Regions from separate parts of the Homo sapiens genome. Here region 2 is linked to region 1. A link is a loop called in an ENCODE intact Hi-C map of the cell type or tissue named here. Cell type or tissue: Calu3. All regions are shown on one strand. Links, peaks and the distances in the headings refer to the core of each region. The heading gives the core; the rest is flanking DNA.

What was found. A loop is a pair of places that touch in the nucleus more often than their neighbours do. Peaks named below come from ENCODE experiments on the same cell type or tissue, not always from the same donor. Only the 100,000 strongest peaks of a DNase experiment are listed, where the experiment ranks them.
Region 2: a loop joins it to region 1, with 4 times the contacts of the local background. A loop is called at or near these places in 7 of 110 quality-filtered maps.

Annotation. Positions count from the first base shown.
Region 1 is chr11:125,936,615-125,947,297 of GRCh38, reverse strand. It overlaps VSIG10L2 (V-set and immunoglobulin domain containing 10 like 2), which reads right to left and starts at 1,254. Exons shown (of 12, transcript NM_001365077.2): 1 at 1,161-1,254. The coding sequence starts at 1,242. DDX25-AS1 (DDX25 antisense RNA 1) reads left to right here and starts at 8,256. Exons shown (of 4, transcript NR_199024.1): 1 at 8,256-8,612. RefSeq lists a silencer at 5,005-5,164. In Calu3, for the core only: CTCF peaks have their summits at 4,834 and 5,042 (motif pointing left); a DNase peak (open chromatin) is centred at 5,077.
Region 2 is chr11:126,109,905-126,120,587 of GRCh38, reverse strand. No RefSeq gene overlaps it. Among named protein-coding and RNA genes, the nearest start is that of CDON, 52 kb to the right of the region's middle. In Calu3, for the core only: no CTCF peak of the experiment used is centred there; DNase peaks (open chromatin) are centred at 4,447, 5,257 and 6,827.

The DNA.
Region 1 (10,683 bases), core at 557-8,556:
AGTCTGATGATCAGTCCCGTGACGATGGTGACCCTGGAGATAAGGAGATCTGCTTGGCCACTGGTGGCTCGGGGTCTGGAGTTCCTGTGTAAGGATTCCAGGAGGATCCCAGGGCTCCCTCCCACCCTGTTCCAGTTGATTGCAGCAAGGGAAAGAGGACACCGCCCGCATCAGCCCATCCAGCATTCGTTCAACTAAGCATAGAGTGCCGGGGTCACAAGGACAAATGAGCCCCCCACCCCTGCTCTCATGGAGTTCCCAGTCTATCAGGGACCAGCCATTAAGTAGTTCCTGTGGAGTAAGTCACTTAACAGGTGTTCTCGGCTCAGGGCCCAGCCCTCAACCCCAGCCTAAGCCCAAGTACCATGTTCCCCGCTGTCCCCTCACATGTGGCCAGGGTGGGCCTCATGCCATGAAGTGCTGAGGACCTCAGCAAATTTGCATGAAAGTAAGTCTCTGGGGCCGGGCTCAGTGGCTCAGGCCTGTAATCCCAGCACTCTGGGAGGCTGAGGCGGGCAGATCACCTGAGGTCAGGAGTTTGAGACCAGCCTGGCCAACATGGCAAAACCCTGGCTCTACTAAAAATACAAAAATTAGCTGGGCATGGTGGCACACACCTGTAATCCCAGCTACTTGGTAGGCTGAGGCTGGAGAATCACTTGAACCCAGGAGGCAGAGGTTGCAGTGAGCCGAGATCACACCACTGCACTCCAGCCTGGGTGACAGCAAGACTCCATCTCAAAAAAAAAAAAAGAATAAAAATATGTAACCCAGAAACCAATTTCTTCCAACCCCATGGACATTGCTTTGGCCCAAGATGCCAGCATCTCTCACCTGGATTATGGCAATGATCTCCTGATTGCCCTAATCCCCCTCAAAACCAGGGAGCTTTCTGAAACCTGGATCTGACCATACCACTCCTAGGCTTACCACCTCACAGTGGCTCTCAGGATGACTCCAGCTTCTCAAGGTTAAGCAGAGTGCTCTCACCTACGTGGCACATAGTAGTCGCTCAGTGAACGCTAGTTAAATGTCTAGCCGATGAATGACTGAACGGACTTCATGGAATGGAGTGCAAAAGGAGGATCCCCCAGGAAGTGGCAGGAATAATGGGATGGGAGTGGGAAATGAACCCCCTGGGGGGTCTGAGTATCACTCACCTGAGGCCCTCAGGTGCAGAAGGCAGAGGTGTATCAGCAGCAGGAGGCTGACTGGGCTGTGCTGGGCCCTCTGACCCACCATGGCCCCATCTCCCTGATGGCCACCCACCTGAGGCTCCTGCCTGACCTGTGGGCCCCTTCTACCCAGAGCAGAGCCCAGCCCTGGGAGGATGGTGGTCTGGCTCAGGTTGCCAACTTTAGCCCTGCCCATGCCTCCACCCCTGCTCTCCTGTTACCCTCAGTGCCTCGATGACTCGTTAATTATTTACCAGATGATTCACCCCATCCATAATGCAGAATTGGGGAGGGTAGGACGTGGCTGGGGCAGACCCAGGGGAGAGGACCACGAGCTCCCTGCATTTTCGCTCAAAGGATATTGTAAAATTAGAATCACTGGACAGAGTTGAGAAAGGCCCCCAAACTCTTCTGGTCCAATTACCTGCCCAACACAGGACTCCCGACCACAGGGACCTTGAGGTTCAAACAACCTTTAGGTGGAGTGGCGGGAGGAGCTGTGGAGTCAGACAGCTGGGGTTGGTGATAATCTGAAAAGCGAGGACGTTTCCGAGCCTCCCTGGGCCCTAGCTTCCTCACAGATAAGTGGGATAATAACACCTTCTTTGTTGTAAAGAGTATATTGTGAATATCAAATGACAAGACTTAAATTAGCACACGGGGGTGCTTTTTGGGTGCTGAAATGTGCTGTTCCTTGAGTCGAGTGAGGGTTACAGTTCCTCAAGCTGTACGTTTATTTTTTATGTACTTTACAAATCTTTGATATAATTCATGCACACATATGTGTTTGATATCATTCATTCATTCATTCATGCCTGTCCACACATGCGCTCATGCACACACACGGATGAACAGTGCCCAGCATGCAGTAGGTGCACCATTCATGCTCCTAGCTAGATTTGAACTATCAAGTCTGGATCCCGGAGCTGGGCTGGAGCCCAGCATTCCTGCTGTCCAGGGCTCTCTGAATTCTCTGTCTCTCTAGCTCTTGGAGCATATCCTGTTGTCTAGCTGTCTCTGAATGACAGCCCGAGAGGGGGTCAGATTTTTCCATCCTCTGGTGGCAGGGTTAGACGGAGGATGAGATTCCTGAACCCCAGTGAGAAGGGGGATCTGATGTCCGGTTTCAGGTTCTCCAAGGCTCAGCCAAGACAGGAGCTGTCAGAGTTGAATTCCAGGTGGCTCCTCCAGGGCCCAAGATGTCACTGTGGCACTCTGGCTTCTCACTTGCCTGGGACAGTGGCTGCATGAAGAGGCTGTATGGACAGACCCCTATCCCACCCTCACTCGATCCACGGCCAAGCCCTTCCATGCCTTCCTCAGGGTCTCGAGTTCCCTTTCCCTCCTAACTCAGCTATGGAGCAGAATGGCAGGTGGTCCCTGAGAGTCAGGTTTGACTGCCCCTGGTGACCAGTGCATACGGGCCACTCATTTGATTCCCCCACTCCCCAGACTGGGAATCTCCTCCGATCTCCCTTAGAGGTTCCTATGGAAATAAAGTGTGGGGATCCGGCAGCACTCTCCACCTCAGGGTGGCCGGCCCCTGTCTCTGGAGAGAACGGGAGAATTCTAGCCATGTGAATCAGGGGAGCTTTAAAGGATCCTCTGGCAGTGGCAAGAGCTTGTGCTGATGCAGAGTTAGTCTACGCTGCTTGCGTTATCAGCCCCCCAGCCTTTTCTCAGCTGGGGCATCAGGAACACGGAAGTCAGGTGGGGCTCCTCAACCTGCTCTTTCCCCTTAGGAAGGGGACCCTCGAAGGGAGAGTCAGGGAGAGAGGGTATATTAGTCAGGGGTCTCCAGAGAAAGAGAACGAAGAGGTTGTATGTATATACAGAAAGGGATTTATCATAAGGAATCGGGTCATGTGATTATGGAGGCTGACAAATCTCAAGATCTGCTGTCCACAGGCTTGAGATCCAGGGAGAGCTGAGGTTTCAGTTTGAGTCTGAAGGCAGGAAAAGACCGCAGTTCCAGTTCAGGCAGTCAGGCAGGCGGAGTTCCATCTTACTCAGCCTTTTTGTTCTGTTCGGGCCGTCACCTGATTGGATGAGGCCCACCCATGTTGGGGAGGGCAATGTTCTTTACTGATTCTATCAATTCAAATGTTCATCTCACCCCAGAACACCCTCCCGAAACACCCAGAGTGATGTTTGAAATATCTGGGTACCCCATGACCTAGCCAAGTTGACACATAAAACAGACCATCACAGAGGTGAAGCCTACCCCCATCCTGTGTCCTGGCTCTGCCAGAACAGGAACCCCATGGCAGAGCCACAGCCCCTGTCTGGAAGAGAAGAGATGTGTCTGGAATGGGAGAACAGGCCCAGGGCTCCTGTCCCTGCTGCCTCGGGAGGTGAGGAGCTGGGAGAGACAAGGTGAGCTGGTTCCTTGCTTTGAGAGACAAGAAAGCGCAGTAATGAGAACACACATTTATCTCTTTATTACTGTGTGACCTCAGCATCTTACAGAACTTCTCTAAGCTTCAATTTCTTCCTTTAATGGTTTTCCTGTGAGGAACACATGAGATTATGCATGTATAGCTCCTGCCTCTTAAACTTACTTATACCTCTTAACCAAAGAACGTAAACAATGAATTGAACAAATGTTTCTTGAGCGTCTAAGTTTAAGGCACAGGGATGGGGTCAGATTTTTCCATCCTCTGGTGGCAGGGTTGGAGGCCTGACAAGAGATCCTCTCTTTCCCTCCTTCCCCCCTTCCCAAGGAGCTTCATCCAAGCTGAGGTCACCTGGAGCTGTGCTCTGCACTGTGCAAGCTCAGCAGCCGGGCCCTGGGGCAGGTAAAGCTGTGGATTCCCAGGTTCTGGTGCCTGCTTCTCATCGTCCCCTCCTGCTCAGGGCCTGTGCTCTCCACCCTCACTGCGTGGCCTCCATCCCCAGCCTGCCTGGGCCCCCAGGGCTCACATCAGCCTGGAGGGAAGGACAGGCAACTGTGTGGACTAAGGGGCAACCTGGAGTCCCTGGAGTGGCCTCGTAGCTGAACTCAGAAATGAGGGGCTTATAAGGAGGGACTCAGGACCTAGACTCCAGTAGTTTGAGGTGAAATTCTGGAGGACCAGGCTGAGGTTCCAAAAGGGCTGGTGGGACCCTCCTTTGCACGCAGGAAGCCCCTCTGCCACCTCCTCGAAAGAAGGCCCTGCAGCTCCTCCCGGGGGAACGTCAGATGGGCGCTGCATGAACTTGGGTGAGCAACCCGCTCCGTCTCCATCTTGTGGCCTCATCTGTGAAATGAAAATAATAATAACTCCCTCTTCAAGTTATTGGACAAATGACATACAACCACCAGTATTAAACCCCTCACAAGCACCCAGCATGGCACGCAGATACATTGAATCAATGTTAGCTCTCGCCCTCCTTCTCTTTAAGTTGAATGAAAATCTGCTTCCCTGACACTTCTATCCTTGGGGAATTCTTTCATGGAAGTTTTGTAAAATTACTCAAACCCCACTCACTTCCAGATGAAAGTCATTCACTATTTGAAACTGCGTGTGCTGCTCTTCTCTTCTCCACCTAAATAAATAATACTAGTCACCATTTGTTGTACACTTACATACACCAGGCGTGGGTTAGGGGTTCCCAACAGCCCCATGAGAAAGCATTGCTATTCATATTTTATGAATGGGCTCAAATGCTCCCCTATTTTCTCCCCATGGCTTGATTTCCTGTGCCCCAGGTTGCTCCCCGTCTTTGGACATTCTCTGGTTCGTCCCCGTCCACTCTGAGACTGTGGCTCACTCAGTCTGGCCAGGGGCCTGTGGAACTGCTAAATCCCTTCTCTTCTGATAAAAATGCTCAAAGTCTTGCTCAGTTATTTACTGAGTTTCACGGATCCCCCTCAGCTAACGTTTATCCTGTATCAGGGCATGTTGGCTACACTGCCCCCTTGAGGCCTCCCCTGGCTCCTGAGGATGGCTGGGCACACCTGGCTCTCCTGAGAGGAAGCGGCGGCTCCCTGAGTCTCCCTGTGTCTTTGGACGAGGCAGTGGTGCGGCTGGAACAAGCGCCAGGTGCCTGCAGCTGCCTCCTCTCCAGGACCCTCCGCTGTGCATGGGCAGCAGCTACACCAGACCGTGGGTACTTGGTAAACTCAGGGACAGATGACGCTTGTCTCGCACCACATCCCTGTGCCTCTGAGCCAACCTACAGGCCCCTCCTTTTGTGCTGTGGGTTTTAACCCAGCTCTCCTGCCTTGTGACCATTTTGAATCCTGATTCTGAAATCATAGGGCTTTGGAGCAGCAGCATGTGAAAGGACAGGGACAGCTGGGCTGAGGAGGGGAGCAGATGCTCCTGGAGGAAATGGCTTCTCCATGTGTGCTGTTGGGCCAGCCCGGCCCTCCGGGACCCCAGCAGGAGACCAGCCGAGGGCTGCAGAGGAAATGGGTTAGAGGCTCCACAGGCAACGTGTCCCCGGCTGTGTTCATGGCTAAGGAAAGGAAGGAGGACAACAGGGACAGAGGACAGGCAGGGGCCACTGCCTAGTCACTTTGTAAACTGATCCTTAGAGACTAGAGAGGAAATGAAGGAGGCCCTGGATGGAAGGGTTGGGAACAGGAGGTGAACAGATCAGGAGAGGAAGGAAGGGGAGGCAGACGCAGGCCAAGGCTGAGGCAGTGACAGTGCTGGGAGAGCACCTGTTGGGGCCGCAGGGAAGGAGGCCTAGTTTCTGGCGCCAGCTTCACCTGGGAGCTGACCCTCCTTCCATCTGCTTTCCATTCCCGGAGCCCTTTCTCAACCAGCCCTACCTGGGCATGTGGAGCAAAACACTCATGGCTTCTGTTTCCTGATTGGTTAAAAATGTGATTGCAATGCTCACCCTGACACTGCTCAGAGCTGTTGTAAGAGCGGGATGGTGGATTAGTAAGAGCGTATAAGCTGCTGTGCAGAGATGTGAAGAAAGAGGAGAGCTGGAATCACATCAGGGTTCAGATCTTGGTTCTGTTCCCACTACCTGAGTGACGATGAACAAGTTACTCACCCACTTCAAGTCTTAGTTTTTCCTCTGTGAAATGGGACTAATTGTTTATTAGATAATATTAGAAGCCAGGCACGGTGGCTCTCGCCTGTAATCCCAGCACTTTGGGAGGCCGAGGCGGGCAGATCACTTGAGGTCAGGAGTTTGAGACCAGCCTGGCCAGTATGGTGAAACCCTCTCTCTACTAAAAATACAAAACTTAGTCGGGTGTGGTGGCGTGTTCCTGTAGTCCCAGCTACTCAGGAGGCTGAGCCACGAGAATCACTTGTACCTGGATGGTGGGGGTTGTAGTGAGCCGAGACCACGCCACTATACTCCAGCCTGGGCAACAGAGAAAGACTCAGTCTCAAAAAAAAAAAAAAGTTAGAAAATTAATTTTGTTATATGTGAGAATAGTTTTTTGATGATGTAAGACAATGTTTCTGTTTTTTAATGAATACTAAAACACTCAGCAATGAGATGTCCCGATGTCTTTAGCTTACCTTAAACTACTACGCAAAAACAGACCAGAAGCTGCTTTCACCAGGCCTCTAGCCCTGCATTGCCATGGGGATTCTTGCAGGGAAGAAGCTGTACATTAACATCTTCCTAATTTTGTAAAAGTTGTGTGAGGTATGCCGGGTGGTGGAAGGGGTGAGATGGAGAAAGGAGAGTGCCTTTGGGGGCAGTTAGAGCAGAGAGGAAGAGATTTCCCTGAGTTTGGGGACAGTTCAGAGGTCACTAGGTACCTGGGAGAAGAAGAGTCTGGAGACAGCAGGCCAGGACCCCAGAGCGTACAGGACTGGAGAGCTATTGCTGACTGCACAGGCCCACAGAAAGCTTGGACAACGAGCAGGCCAACAACCACCACGATGGACCAGCAGTTAGAGGCCTTCCCTTGGTTTCATCCCTCCTAAGTTTCTTAGTCAATTTGTGTGGCTATACTAGAATACCTGAGACTGGGTAATTTATAAAGAACAGAAATTTATTTTCTTACAGTTCTGGAGACTGGGAAGTCCAAGACCGGGGCTCCAGCAGGTCCGGTGTCTGGTGAGAGCTGTTGTCTTCCAAGATGGCGCCTTGTCACTGCATCTTCCAGAGGAGACGAAGGCCATGTCCCCACATAGTGGAAGGCAGAAGGGCAAAAAGGGATAAACTCCCTTTGTCAAGCCCTTTTATAAGGGCAGCTACTCCCATTCACAGGGGAGGAGCCCTCGTGGCCCAACCACCTCTTGGAGACCCCATCTCTTAATACTACCACACTGGCAACACCTGAATTTTGGGGACACATTTAAACCATAGCAATAAGCCCCCGGGTTCTGGTGGGACGCTGGAAAAAGGCAGGAGCCCCAGGAATGAACTCAACTCTACTTGATTTTAGTGAAATAGAGAAATGGATATTTTTGTGCACCTAAGTTTATAGAGTAAGAGTCACACCTACTGCACCACTACGATTATTATTATTAGCGTTGCTGTTGTTGCTGTTTCCCGGGCTGTGACACTAGGCCTCAGTGCATTTGAGTGCTGTCTGATATGAGCAAAGTGCTCAGGACAGCTGCAGTTCCTTCCCCCAGGAAAGACTCCTAGCCCTTCAGTTCCCAGGTTCTTCCTGGGTTCTGCCCCATCTGGCAACAGTGCTGCTACCAGGCCGGGAATGACAATATAGGGACAGTTCTCTGTAGTTGAGGGTCTGGTTGGAGGTCCCTGGTAGGAGTCTGTCTGGACCCAGCACAGGGGATGCCCACCAGGCCAGCCCTAGCCTTCAAGGGTGGGCCAGACTTTTGAGGTCTGTTGGGGAAGCCAGGGCCCAGGGAAACTTCTAGCTGCTCTCTCCATCTTCAGGCTTGTCACCTCCTCTCTATCCCCTCCCAGTGCCCTCCACCCAACCTGGCTAGATTCTCCAAGTTCCCTGGCTGAGGAGCAGGAAGGAGTGGGGAGTTTCCATAATGTCTCTGTAGAGCTCCAGGGTGAGGCTTGGCAACTGGAAATTGTCAGTCGTCTCCTTGGCGACCAGCAGCCAAATAATTCTGGGAATGGAGGAGGGAAGGGAGCTCTCAGCAGGGCGGCCAAGAGAGGCAGCCCTCACTTCCCAGAAAACTTCAATTCCTCATTACCTGTGTCAGCTGGGGTTCAATCAGGAGACAGAAACCACACCAGTTAGTTTGAAAAGAGAATTCAGCATAAGGAACTGATAATGAGGTATGAAGTTGTTAATTAGGTAAGGAGAGGGTAAGGAGAGAGAAGAGTAAGCTTTCATGGGGGTTGCACCTGCAGGAGCAGCTACCACTCCAGGGCTGGAGAACCCTAAGGAAGAGTTTTGAAGGAGGGTTCCAGAGCCTGTGACCCAGACATCTGAGGAGGGGGCTCAACTCAGCGGGAGCTGGGGTCTCCGGGTGTGAAGAAAGGACTCCTGCACCCAGACCTCTGCGGAAGGGGCACCTGCCAGCTGGTGCTGGGGTCTCTCAGGTAGGGATGCAGGGCTGGGGTGGGGTGGATGATGGAGCTGCAAGTGTTGGGAACACTGCAAACTGGATCAGGTGCTGCTCCAGGAGGGGCCTGCTGTTCCTGGGGTGAAGATGTGTTGCTGGGGTGCCCTCACAGGGAACACACAGATGCAAACAGGAAGGAGCCTGTCCACACTTCCTGTCCCGCCTGCAGCCTCCCTCTAGTGACTGGCAAAACAGAAATGGAGTTGGTAGGGTCCAAGCCCAACATCGCAAAACTGGCTGCAGAAGATACAGGTCCAGAGCTGAGAAATAAGAACCTTGTTACCCCATTGCTGGAAGTTCTGGTCTTCCAGCTTTGTCGTTAGTGGTAAGAGCAATGCTGAATGCGTAGTGGGTGCTCACCTAATGTTGTTGTCTGGCCACTGCCTCAGCTGATTCCTGAAAAGGCACATGGACAGGTAAGGGACAGGCCCATCCCTCCCCTTCTTGGCTTTATTCTGGCCTGTTTTGAAGTTACTGACATTCACAGGCTCTGATAGCTGGAAGGAATTTTTTAATGGTAATGATGAAAACAACAGCAGCAAAGAAATATTACAAGTGGCCTAAGGAAAACTATAAAGTTACTGGGATCAAATCGTACATTAAAAGTACAGGACAAGATAAATAGCCCCATAGGGCAGAAATAGAACAAAGTTCAGAAATTTATCCCCGTGCGTATGGATTATAGGGTACAATAAAGGTGGTATTTCAAACCAGTGGATTCAAACTATGGTTTCTTTAATAAATTGTATAGGCACAGTTGACTCTATGTCTGAATGAAAAAAAAAGGTTACGACCTCTACCTCATTAAGTTATTAAAACAAAATTTCAGATCCGAAAGATTTAAATATAACATTTAAAACAGTTTCATGAGGAAAAATATTAGAATATATGATCTAGAGTTTGAAGAGATTTTTCTAAATAAAGTAGAAAATTCAGAAGCTACAGATGAAAAGAGAGACATAAGAAGCTTAAATTTTAGAAAGATAAAATATACCGCTGGGATCATGAGGTCAGGAGTTTGAGACCAGCCTGGCCAACATAGTGAAACCCCATCTCTACTAAAAATACAAAAATTAGCCAGGCATGGTGCCACGTGCCTGTAGTCACGGCTACTCAGGAGGCTGAGGCAGGAGAATTGCTTGAACCCAGGAGGTGGATGTTGCAGTGAGCCAAGATTTCGCCACTGCACTCCAGCCTGGCCAACAGAGCGAGACTTCGTCTCACAAAAAAAAAAAAAAAAAAAAAAAAAAAAAAGATACCGCTGAGTGCAGTGGCTCACACCTGTAATCCCAGCACTTTGGGAGACCAAGGTGAGCAGATCGCTTGAGCTCAGGAGTTCCAGACCAGCCTGGGGAACATGGCGAAACCCCGTCTCTACAAAAAATTCAAAAATTAGCCGGGTATGGTGGCGCATGCCTGTAGTCCCAGCTACTCGGGAGGCTGAGGTAGGAGGATGGCTTGAACCCAGGAGATCAAGGCTGCAGTGAGCTATGATCGCACCACTGCACTCTAGCCTGGGCAACAGAGTGAGATTTTGTCTCAAAAGACAAAAGACAAAAAAAAAAAAAAAAGAAAACAGAAAGATAGAAGATACTATATGTAAAGTCAAAAGACAAACTATAGACTGGAGAAAATATTTCAATATGTACCACCAATAACGAGTTAATATCTGGTACACAAAGATCCTGTCTGTCAATAAGAAAGAGAAATAACCTAGTAGAAAAATAGGCAAAAGATAGAAATAGGTGATTCATGGAAGAGAAAATCCAAATGGATAATACATTTATGGAAAGATGCTGAACCTCACTAATAGTCAAGGAAATGCAAATTTTAGAGATGGGATACTGCTTTTCACTTATCAGAATAGCAAAACTTAATAAGAATGATCATACCTAGGGCTGGAGAAGATGAGGGAGAAACCACTCTTAATCACAGCTGGTGGATATGTGAATTACCCCAGACTTTTGAGAAAGGGACCTGGTAAAATATATGAAAACTAAAAATATACATCTCTTTGAGCTATGTAATTTTTGGAAATTATGCTATGG
Region 2 (10,683 bases), core at 1,259-9,258, 170 kb before region 1:
TTTGCTCCTTCTTCTACCTACACTGCTCTTTCTCCACTTGTCCACCAGAAAACCTCCTATTCAGCTTTCCAGGCTCAACTCATGCCCTGTCTCCTCCTGGAGGCCTTCCCTGATTTCTCAAGGCAAATTCGAATGCTGTTTCCCCCACCTCCCCCTTCTGCATTCTGTACCTGCCTCCACTGCTAATGAGCATACTCGGCTGTGATTGCTTATTTGAAGTAGGAGCCTCTGCCCACCCCTGGAAGCCTAGACCTGTTGAAAGCAGTGTCTACACTTTTCATCTTTGTATGTCCTATACAAAGTATAGGGCCTGGCATATAATAGGCACTCAATAAACTTTTTTTTTTTTTTTTTTTTTTTGAGACAAAGTCTTGCTCTGTTGCCCAGGCTGGAGTGCAATGGTGCAATCTCAGCTCACTGCAACCGTGCCTCCCGGATTCAAGGGATTCTCCTGCCTCAGCTGCCTCAGTAGCTGGGATTACAGGTGCATACCAGTGCACCTGGCTAATTTTTGTATTTTTAGTAGAGACAGGGTTTCACCATGTTGGCCAGGCTGGTCTTGAACTCCTGACCTCAGTTGATCCACCCACCTCGACCTCCCAAAGTGTTGAGATTATAGACATGAGCCACTGCGCCCGGCCTACATTCAAGAAACTTTTTGTCGTTGTTGTTGTTGCTGTTTTTGAAACGGAGTTTCGTTCTGTTCTCCTAGGCTGGAGTGCAGTGGCATGATCTTGGCTCACTGCAACCTTCGCCTCCTGGGTTCAAGTGATTCTCCTGTCTCAGTCTCCTGAGTAGCTGGGACTACATGCACCCACCACCATGCCTGGCTAATTTCTATATCTTTTAGGAGAGATGGGGTTTCCATGTTGGCCAGGGTACTCTCAATAAATGTTTAATTAGTAATCATGCCTAGCTTTTATGGAGCACTTTCAACGGGGCCAGGCCAAGTGCTAAAGCGTTTTAACATCCCTTACATCACCGAGTTCACACAATCACCACTACCAGATGAGGTAGGTGTCATTATCCCTGTTTTAAAGATGAGAAAACTGAGACTGACAGAGGCTAGGTAACTCTCCCAAGCTAGTAAGTGGCACAGAAGAGTCACGAACCATGTTCTTCCCCATGAGCGCCTGCTGCTATTTGCAGGCAGTTACACAGGTAGAGTTTCAGGATGGCGAGTTCTGCGTCTGCTCTAAGGAACTGCCTTGCACACAGTCTGTCACACCCCAGGCCATTTAGTGTTTCCCTGTACCTATCAACTCAGGCCTTGAGGCCTGCACTTGGCAAACAAAATGTAGGCATTCCCTCTTCAGCCAGTCTTTGGTCCCATATCAAAGTCTTTTCTTGCCAATAGGGTCCCATAGTTGCTGCCCAGACCCTTCCTAGATTTGCTGCCCGATGTCCTAGTCTCCTGGCTGTGAGTTCAGCCTCCTGCCCATGCAGACTCACAGTCAGCAGCGCTCTGTAATGCTTGATTTCCCAGCCTTGTCTAGCCAGTAGTTGGTTGCAAGCCTTTAGTTCTGAGGAGCAGCCCTGGTCCACAGCCTTGGCTCTGAGCTGACCGCTTCCCGTGTAGCCCCAGGACTGTCAGCCTGCCAGTCCCCTGCCCCTGTGCCCTCCTGGCCTTGCTCTGAGTCTCCTGGCCCTGAGTGCCGTGTCTGCTCACATGGACGGCAGCTCGGGCCAGACAGCCAGAGAAGACAGAGAGGTGAGGGGACATGTAGAAAAGGCCCATAGTGTCTCCCAGCGAGGGCTATGCGGGTCTCCAGGAGTCCGGGCGAGACTGCCTCCTCAGGGTCCTCACCCCCACACCTGCGACCTAAAAATGCACGCCTCTGTGCCTCTACAGCCACCAGCCGGCTTTATGGGCTTTCTGACTTTGTTTTATTCCCCAATATTTTGTTTTCTTTTTAAAAATATATATTTTAATAGTTTTGGGGGTACAGGTAGTTTTTGATTATGTGGATGAGTTCTTTAGTGGTGATTTCTGAGAGATTGGTGCACCCGCCACCCGAGCAGTGTACACTGTACCCAGTGTGTACTCTTTCATCCCTCACCCCCTTCCCACCCTTCCCTGCAAGTCCCCAGAGTCCCTTCTACCATTCCTATGCCTTTGTATCCCCATAGCTTAGCTCTCACTTATAAGTGAGAACATATGGCTTTGTTTTCCATCCCTGAGTTACTTCTCTTAGAATAATGATCTCCAGCTCCATCCAAGTTGATGCAAAGGCCCTTATTTTGTTCCGTTTTATGGCTGAGTAGTAGTCCATGGTGTATATATACTACATTTTCTTTTTTCTTTTTTTTTTTTCGAGACGGAGTTTTGCTCTTGTTGCCCAGGCTGGAGTGCAATGGCATGACCTCAGCTCGCTGCAAACTCCGCCTCCCGGGTTCAAGAGATTCTCTTGCCTCAGCCTCCCAAGTAGCTGGGATTACAGGCGTGTGCCACCACGACCAGCTAATTTTGTATTTTTAGTACAGATGGGGTTTCACCATGTTGGACAGGCTGGTCTTGAACTCCCGACCTCAGGTGATCGGCCCACGTCGGCCTCCCAAAGAGCTGGGATTACAGGCATGAGCCACTGTGCCTGGTCTACCACATTTGCTTAATTTGCTTGTTGGTTGACGGGCATTTAAAAGGCTCCTCTTTTTTTAGAGGTAGGATCTCACTATGTTGCCCAGGCTGGTCTCAAACTCCTGAGCTCAAGCAATCTGCCCACCTTGGCCTCCCAAAGTGCTGGGATCACAGACATGAACCACTGTGCCCAGTCCCCAGCTCCATATTTTTGCAATTGCGAATTCTTTCTGTGCTTTCTTCTTAGCCTCCGTTAGTTTCTCACTATGACAAAGTTACGGTGCAAGTAAAAGAAATATGCTCTTGCCTGACAGGATGAATATTCTGCATTTAGCTTGTATTGCTATTTTATTGAATAATTATTGTACCTGACTACAATTATTATATTAACAGTACTCTCTTGACTGACAAGATGAATTTTTTCATTCAACTTTTATTGCTATTTTAATGAACAATTATTGTACCTGACTACAATTATTATAGTAACAATATGCAGTCATTGAATAAGGCTTGGGCTTTGGAAATATACAAAGTACAGATTAATCTGAACAGTGAAACTTTTAAATGATAATGCCTCAATTTTGTAGGTCGTTTTTATTATAATGCACTTTCTCACATATTCTGCTTCAACTCCGTAAATATGTTTTTTCCAGCTTTAACAAAGGGTGGGATTTTAAATCATGCCATCTCTGTCAGTCACTGTTGAAGGCAAGGGTGCTAGTGCTGGCGTCTTTATATATGCCATCTTATTAATCTTTACAGCAATCATGAAAGAGGGGAATTTCCCCCACTTTATAGAGAGAAGAAATGAGGTAAATTGCCCAGTCCTCCACAGCTAATAAGAGAAAAGCTGAGATCTGAAACCAGATCTGCCCGAAGCTCAAGCTTTGATGCCTCTGCTGTGCCACTCTGCCGGATGCCAGGCCTGTCTTGGTCTGTAGCTGTCTCTCAAGGCAGGAATGGATGCTACCACCACCCCTGCCTCGGTGCGCCTGCATTTTCTTACGTATTAAACACAAATTCCTGGGGGTAACTTCCAGTCTCTTTGGCCTAAGTGATTTTTCCTGTATTGTTCCCCTAGATTTAATACAGGCCTCCAGGTAACTGACATTTTCATCTGACTTCTTGTTAGGGATACCTGGCACTTACTGCAGGGCTGGCAGTCTCAAGACGCCACCCTTCCCAAGGAGAGGGCAAGGATACCTCCTGGGAAGCTCCCAGGGAAGGGTAAAGGCCAGCAGGACCTTGCTGAGAAGGTCCTTCCAGGACTAAGCGGGAGGCTTTACTGCCCAATTGTCATCTCTGAATCTGCCATCTGGGTGGTGTTTTCCCCCTTAAACTATCCCGGCCCCGAAGGGACACAACTGTGAAAAGAATCCAGAGGATGGGGGGAGGGGGGGCCTCTGTGGGGAAGTGGAAAGGATTTGGGGCCCGAGTTCTGATCTGTGAGGCTCTGTGAGGCCTATCCTTGGGGTTCGGGTCACCCCCTGCTTGCGGGAGGTTTTGCTGGTTGAGCCGGTGACTGGATCATGTCGAAGGTTTTTTTACTTCTGTAATGTTCCAAGTGTCTAGAGTCTCATTCCGGTGGTCCCCTCAGGATGAGTGGCTCCTAACAGAGCACCCCCCACCCCCCCCGGGACTGGTGGGCTGCCTGAGGAAGCTCCAAGCCTGGGTCCAGGTCTCTGTGCACCTGAGGCCCCAGCTCATCCCCACACCCAGGCAAAGGGTGACAGTCTCAGGCACTACTCTGATGTAGCCTGTTTGAGGCTGGGGCCCAGTGGGAGCCGCACGTGGGACAGGGAGCAGTCCCCGGTTCCAGGAAAGAGCACGAGCAAGTGTGTCTGAGTGTGTGTAAGCGTGTGGTGTTTATTTATTCTAGGAGCGGTTGCTAAGTCAGACGTGTTTGCCAGCAGAGGGCTGCCTGAGTGCTGTGTTTGTTTACTCAGCACAGTGCAGGGAAGGGTGATCGGACAGACAAGTGCAGGCTACAGCCGTTTGGTGGGGGGCACATAGCGTGAGATGAGAATTGGTCTTGGGGGCCGTCTGGCGTGGTCCCATTCTATGGGTGCTGCTGGCTGTTGAGAGCTGCCTTCCGGGACACAGGCCCTGCCTTCTTTGATGTGCCAGCGGCTCTCTCACTGACCCTCCTCCCAAGCAGGGTGGAGCTGCTCATTACCCCACAGGGCAGTGGGCCCTCCTTCCCTTCATGGGGCTGGGGGAGGGTTCCTGGCTACGGGGTCTCGGGGGTCCCTGAGAGAAAGTGGATAAAATGTGGGCAGTGGTATGAGGAGGAGACAGTGGGTTCTCAGTCCCATTCCTACCCTGTCCAAGAGCTTGTCCACCCTTAGTTAGGCTTGGCCTTTCCAACGGGCGATCACATCTTACCAAGACTGAAGTCCACTGCCTCCTAGTCTCCTGTCCTCAGTCTTCCAGGTTATAGATTGGTTATATATTCCCTATCTTCAGGAGAGAGTGAGAGACAGAGAGAGAGAGAGAGAGAGAGAGGAGGAAGGCAAAACAGAGACCCTCCTGACTCCCTGTCCACCCTCAGCCACAGGCCAGAGGTAGGGACTGGCTGAATTTCAGGGTCAGGACTTCCCAGCTGGGTGGCCCCAGAGGCCTCTGCCTCCCTCTTCCTGCCCTAAGGCCCCAGCACCACGTCTGTAAGTCTCTGAGAGAGCCCTGGCTCCCCCGACACAGGCTGGCTGGCAGCCAGGGGTGGTGTTCTGGCTCCTGTACCAGCCAGATGGGGTGGCAGGAAGGCCCTGTTAATCCCCAGGGAGAAAGCTCCTTGGCAAACAGAAAAAAAGTGGCTGCCGGCACTATGTCCCTACCCTGGGACCATGAAACACCATACCCCGAAGTCTTTGGGGCAGATTTTGTGCCTCTGTATTCTGCCCACACCTTCCACGGCGCTTGGGCTGGAGTCCCAGCTGGGGCTATGGAGTAGGGAAGGGAGACCGGGTTCCCCCTTCTCAGGTTAAGGCTTTTCTGTAATGGACAGTTTGCCTCTGCTTCTCTCAAACACCCTAGGGAATTGTGAAGACAGGGTGCAGGCAGGCACTAGGCCCTCCTCTGGGCTCCAGCCATCTAGAGCTCTTATTTGCTCTGAACTTTCCTGATAGTGTTTGGAGAAGCAACTGGGATTGTCTGGGTCCTCCTTCTACCCCATCACTCCACCACCCACCTCTGCCCCCATCATCCCCCACCCCCACCACACACACCCAGACTTCTGCCACTGAAGCTGCCTCTTCTGCTGGTGTGGCAAATAAGTGTGGAGAGAGTGAAACCAGATACAGAGAAGGCAGCCAGCTGGGGAGGTGGTGGGTGGTGTTCTGCCGACCAGGCCTCCTGCTGTCCTCCCCCGGAGCCAGGATGGTGGAGGTCCTGGGCCCAGCCTCGGTCTGCCTTTTCCCCTGCATGCCCAGCTGGTGTGCCACCTGTGAGGGGCTGACAGCTCCTTGCTCCTCCAGTGGTCTTGTCTTGGTCCTGGGTTTGGGGAACAGGATTCCCTGAGCCAGTCCCTCCCTACACTTGGCAGTTACTGGGGAAGCTGAGCACCAAGGCTTGAGCCATTTCTTGCTTTCCCTACCTGTCTCTGTCTCACCTCCATCCACATTCCTTGCAACATGGTACCAAAGTAAGGCTTTGAACTTGGGATGAGTGGGGTGAATTTCACTCTTCCCAACAGCAAAAATGGAAGCTAATCTGGTTTCATCTCAGTTTGTAAGATCCCTAGATTCCCAAGGGAGCTGGGAAACCTCACTTGGGTCTAAAAGGTCATTTAAGGGCCGCTTCCAGACCTGGCTCATGCTCCCGATTGGTGGTGGGGGGTGGAGGGGTGCTGGCTGGGATTGTGGTCACTGAAGAGGGTCAGGAGCAAGGGTCATTGGGTAGAACGGCTCCCTTTGTCCCACTAGGCCACGAATTGGTTCTGGCATTCCCAAGGGGAATGCTCCAAGCCAAGTAAGGGCCACTGTGTCCAGGTGGACCATTCCCAAACCCATTTCTATCATGGATCATTTTCCAGAAACTTTCCAACATGGGAAATCACAACTGAAGCTGGTTGTTTAGATCGGAAAATCTGGGTGTAGTGTCATTAGAAAAACCAGAGTCTCCTCACATGAACCTTTGCCTGCAACCTCTCCCTGGCCTGCCTGCTGCTCTCTGCCTGAGTCACAACAGCATTCAACAGCTTGGACACAGAGCTTTACAATGTGCCAAGTGCTCCCACGTGCCCTGTGGCATTTACTCCGCCTAGCAGCCTGGAGAGATAAGTTAGTGTTAGCTCCACCCAGCAGAGGATGGAAGCCCTGGGAAGTCACCGGCCTCACTGAGGTTGTACAGGCAGTAGGTGGCAGGACTTGAAATCTCGCGTCCTTTCCACGGAATCTTTTCTGCCAGCAACCCAGAGAGTGCAGGGGGAATCCAAACAGTCTGGTGGGCACCAACTGTCTTGGCTGGCTTCCAGCTGGGCCTTTAGTGGTGACTTTGGCACGCCCGCCCCCCCCAACCCTCTGTCAATCTTTAGGAGCTGGGGGAATAGGGGGTGCTTTCTAGGAGGCTCTGCTCTCTTCTGAGATGTCCCCCTTACTTCCTTCCATTCTCTCAGGTGTGGGAGTCACTTTTCTGTGTGAATACCAGGCCAAACTTGTCCTTTTCTTCCTTTTCTCAGAGTCACCTGCCCCAAAGCGCCCCTGTTCCTCCCTCCCTTCTCTGCCTCTTCCCCCGGGATACCTTGCCCTTGCTTCGGGAGTGGAGGCAGTGTTGCCCCAGCAGAGGCACCGGCACTGCCAGGGTGTCCAGCTTTGCACACGGCCTCAGGCGCCCTCACGTTAGCTTTGGCTTCTTGATGGATCTTGAACTCCCTTGGGATGCTTTGTGGGCTCCTGAAGGACCTCCCAGGATGTCCCCTCTGTCCTCAGACCTGCTATGTGACCTCAAACAGGAATTCAGACTCTTCTTGGCCTTCGCGTTCCAGAGCAGAAGGATATGGGTGCCCAAATCCAGACTCGGAGAGGCAGGAGTGAGGTGAGAGGCACAAAATACACCTTTTTTTTCCTGAGCAAAAATCTGCCTCAGGTCCACTCGTTTCCCAAGGGCAGCCGTGCCTTTCACCCGACAACCCGAGGACCCGCAGCCCCAGCCTCTCGGGGAAGGTGAATGTGCAAAAGCCAAGTTTATCCTGAGTAATGCAACGAATACACTGGAGGGGGTGGGGCCGCGGAAGGTTTTATCCAGAACACATGTTATTGCCACTATTCTAGTTATCTTGGATATTTCCTGCATGTTTGTCACCATGGCAACTGACAGCATGAAGCCTGTTTGCTGGGCCCTGGGGTCTGGCGCGGCAGCCATGTGGTGTCAATTTGGCCCTCTCTGCTTCCCCCAGCTCCTGTCTCTCTGTCATGCTGCTTTTGGTCTCCGCCTCTGTCTCCCCGCCGCCTGTCTCTGGGCTTCTCTGTTTTCTTCTTCCAGGAAATAGCTGCCCCTGCATCCCTCGGTGACATAGGTATAGACAGTGTCCAGCTACTGCCACCCTAAGCCTCCCCTTAGTCCACACAGACAGTCTGTGACTAAGGGTGTTCCAGAATGGATGGGAAACTTGTGTGGCAGGGGATAGGCAAGAGATTGGCCTTCAGTGGAGAAAGGGCTCAGCCCGGCTCTGGGCTCATGGTTCAAAATGAGCCCATGCTACCTACTGCTAGGCTGGGGGCTAAAGATCCCTTGAGAAGGTGGGTTTGGGAGACACCAGTGAGGAGAGATGTGGGCTTCTCATCCTGATGTTTCCTGTGTGTGGGAGTGAGGGGTCTCCATCACTCAGATCCTTCCTTCCCTAGGCTTTTGGAGAAGACATAGGTAGAATGGCAGAGAGGGGTCTCAAATTCACAGAAGAGAAGCCAAGGAGAGAGGAGCTTGACAGCTAAGGGGCAGTGAGGTCTCTCGGCATTATGGGCTGCCTGGGGACCTCAAATCCCCAGTCCTTTCTCCCAGGTCTCTGGGATGTGGCAAGGACAGGGTGTGGCAAAGACATGGCCAATGGCAGTGTCCCTCCATGGGGACACCAGGCAACAGGGAGGGTGTTGACAATAATAGCCTGCGAGGGAGCTGTGCCAGCAGCTTGGAAAAAGCACCGCGAGCAGACAGGCGACTCCATGGGAGATGAGGGCATCTTCTGGCCCCTCTCTCCACCCCCAGGTCTGGCTTCCCTTCATTCTGGGAAGCCCAGGACTGGGCAGTTGCCAGCCACTCTGCTTCAAGTTTTCTGCATCCACACTGCAGAGGCCTTCCCAGGCCACCTTCCCAACCTCTACATCTGTCATGTGCTGTTTCTTATCATGCCCAATCCCCAGTCCCCACGCAAGGTAGGCCTGGAAATTGTCATGCAGCCAGAGCCCCAGGCAGGGCTGGCACCCACTGCGGGACTGCTTGGAGGAGAGAGGAGGGGCTAGGGAGGTGGAGTAGGGTCCAGAACCTGCCCTGGCCACAGCTCCTGCAGGCTCAGCTCCAAGGCATGAGGGAGTCTGGAGTGAGACAGGAGAGCTGGGGCGAGGCAGCCATCATGCTGGGCCCTGAGAGGACCGGCCCCGGGGCCAGCAGCCCAGAGGGTGCTGCAAATCAGCCTTCTTTTGGGTCAGCATCATTCCAAGGAGGTCCAATTCTCTGGATGGGACAGGGCATTGGGAAAAGTCAAAGGGCAGCCGCAGTGTGGCTCTGGGGCTCAGTCCCTTGCGTGCAGGGACCCTGTGGGTTCTGGGAGCCACAAGGGCCAAGGGAAGGGACTGCCAAGAATTGGGTGGTGTGGTGGGGCTCGAGTCGTATTGGAAATGCTGGAGTCTGAATGTTTGTGTCTCTCCAGAATTCATGTGTTGAAACAAAATCCCCAGTGTGATGGTATTGGGAGGTGGGGTCCCTGGGAGGTGATTAGGTCATGGAGGCAGAGCCCCTGGGAATGGGGTTAGTGCACTTATGAAACAGGCCCCAGAGAGCTGCCCTGCCTCCCTTACCATGTGAGGATATAGCAAGAGGCCACCATCTATGAACCGGGAAATGGGCCCTCACTAGACACTGAGTCCCTTTCACAGGAGGCTACACAAGCCTGACTGAGCGGGGCTCCATTGGGCTGATGAGGGAAAGGAAGCTCTCCCTCCCAAAGCTCTGGAAGATACTGAAACCCAGGCAAAGAGACAACCCAAGGCTGCTGTGTTGTAGAGGAGAGTCACCAAGGACCCCGGGACCCAGAGTGTGGAGGGCATAGATGCAGGACGCAGGTAGCAAGAGCCAGTGTGCAGCCTTGGATGGTGCCAGAGAGGCCTGTGCATTGGACAGATAGCTGAGAGGGGCAGCAAGCGTTCTGGGCAGGCGTCAGGCAGGCTTTGCTCAGGGAGGCTGGCTTTGACCTACTTGTGCCTGTGGAGCTGGGCATGGAGCTGCCAGTGGGCCAGACTGGGAGAGACATGCCAGGTCACCCCAGCCTCAGGGACAGTCCCTCTTTCCAGTGCCAAGGGTCCAGCCAGAGTCTCCAGCTTTACTCAGAGTCTAAGGCAGTAGACGTTAGTCCTCACACTGCTCTGTTACCCAGAATGAGTCAATGACCTTCTATGGGCCTCTGTTTTCTGTTTGACTAATGAGGCTGGGGCGAGAAAGAACTGAGTTGCAGAGGAGGGAGTGGGTGCCCCTAGAGAAGGAGGTGGGCCTTGGAGGCTGAGAAGGGCAGTGAGGTTTGAGACGGCTGCAGAGGGCTCCAGAGACAGGCCTCCAGCTCACACCTCGAGGGCGAAGAGATTCTTCTGGAGTGGAGAGGAAGAGCCTCTGCACCCATCCCCATCCTCCCAGTCCTCCCCACGGAGACCACAACTCAAGACCCAGCTGTCCCCTCCCAGTGACTCAGGCTTTGGCTGCCCTCCTGCCCACATCCAAGCCCTGTCCAGTGCCCCATAACAGGAAGGGCTGTGGTGTGAGAGAGGAGGAGGGAAGGCTGCCCCGCCAAGGGCCTTCATGTCCAAGGAGCCATCTAGGTGGAGGAGTCCTTTGCACCCTCCTGGCCGTGTCACCCTCTGCCACCTCAGAAATGTGGGTTTGGCCTGAGGTGGGACTCTGTCCTC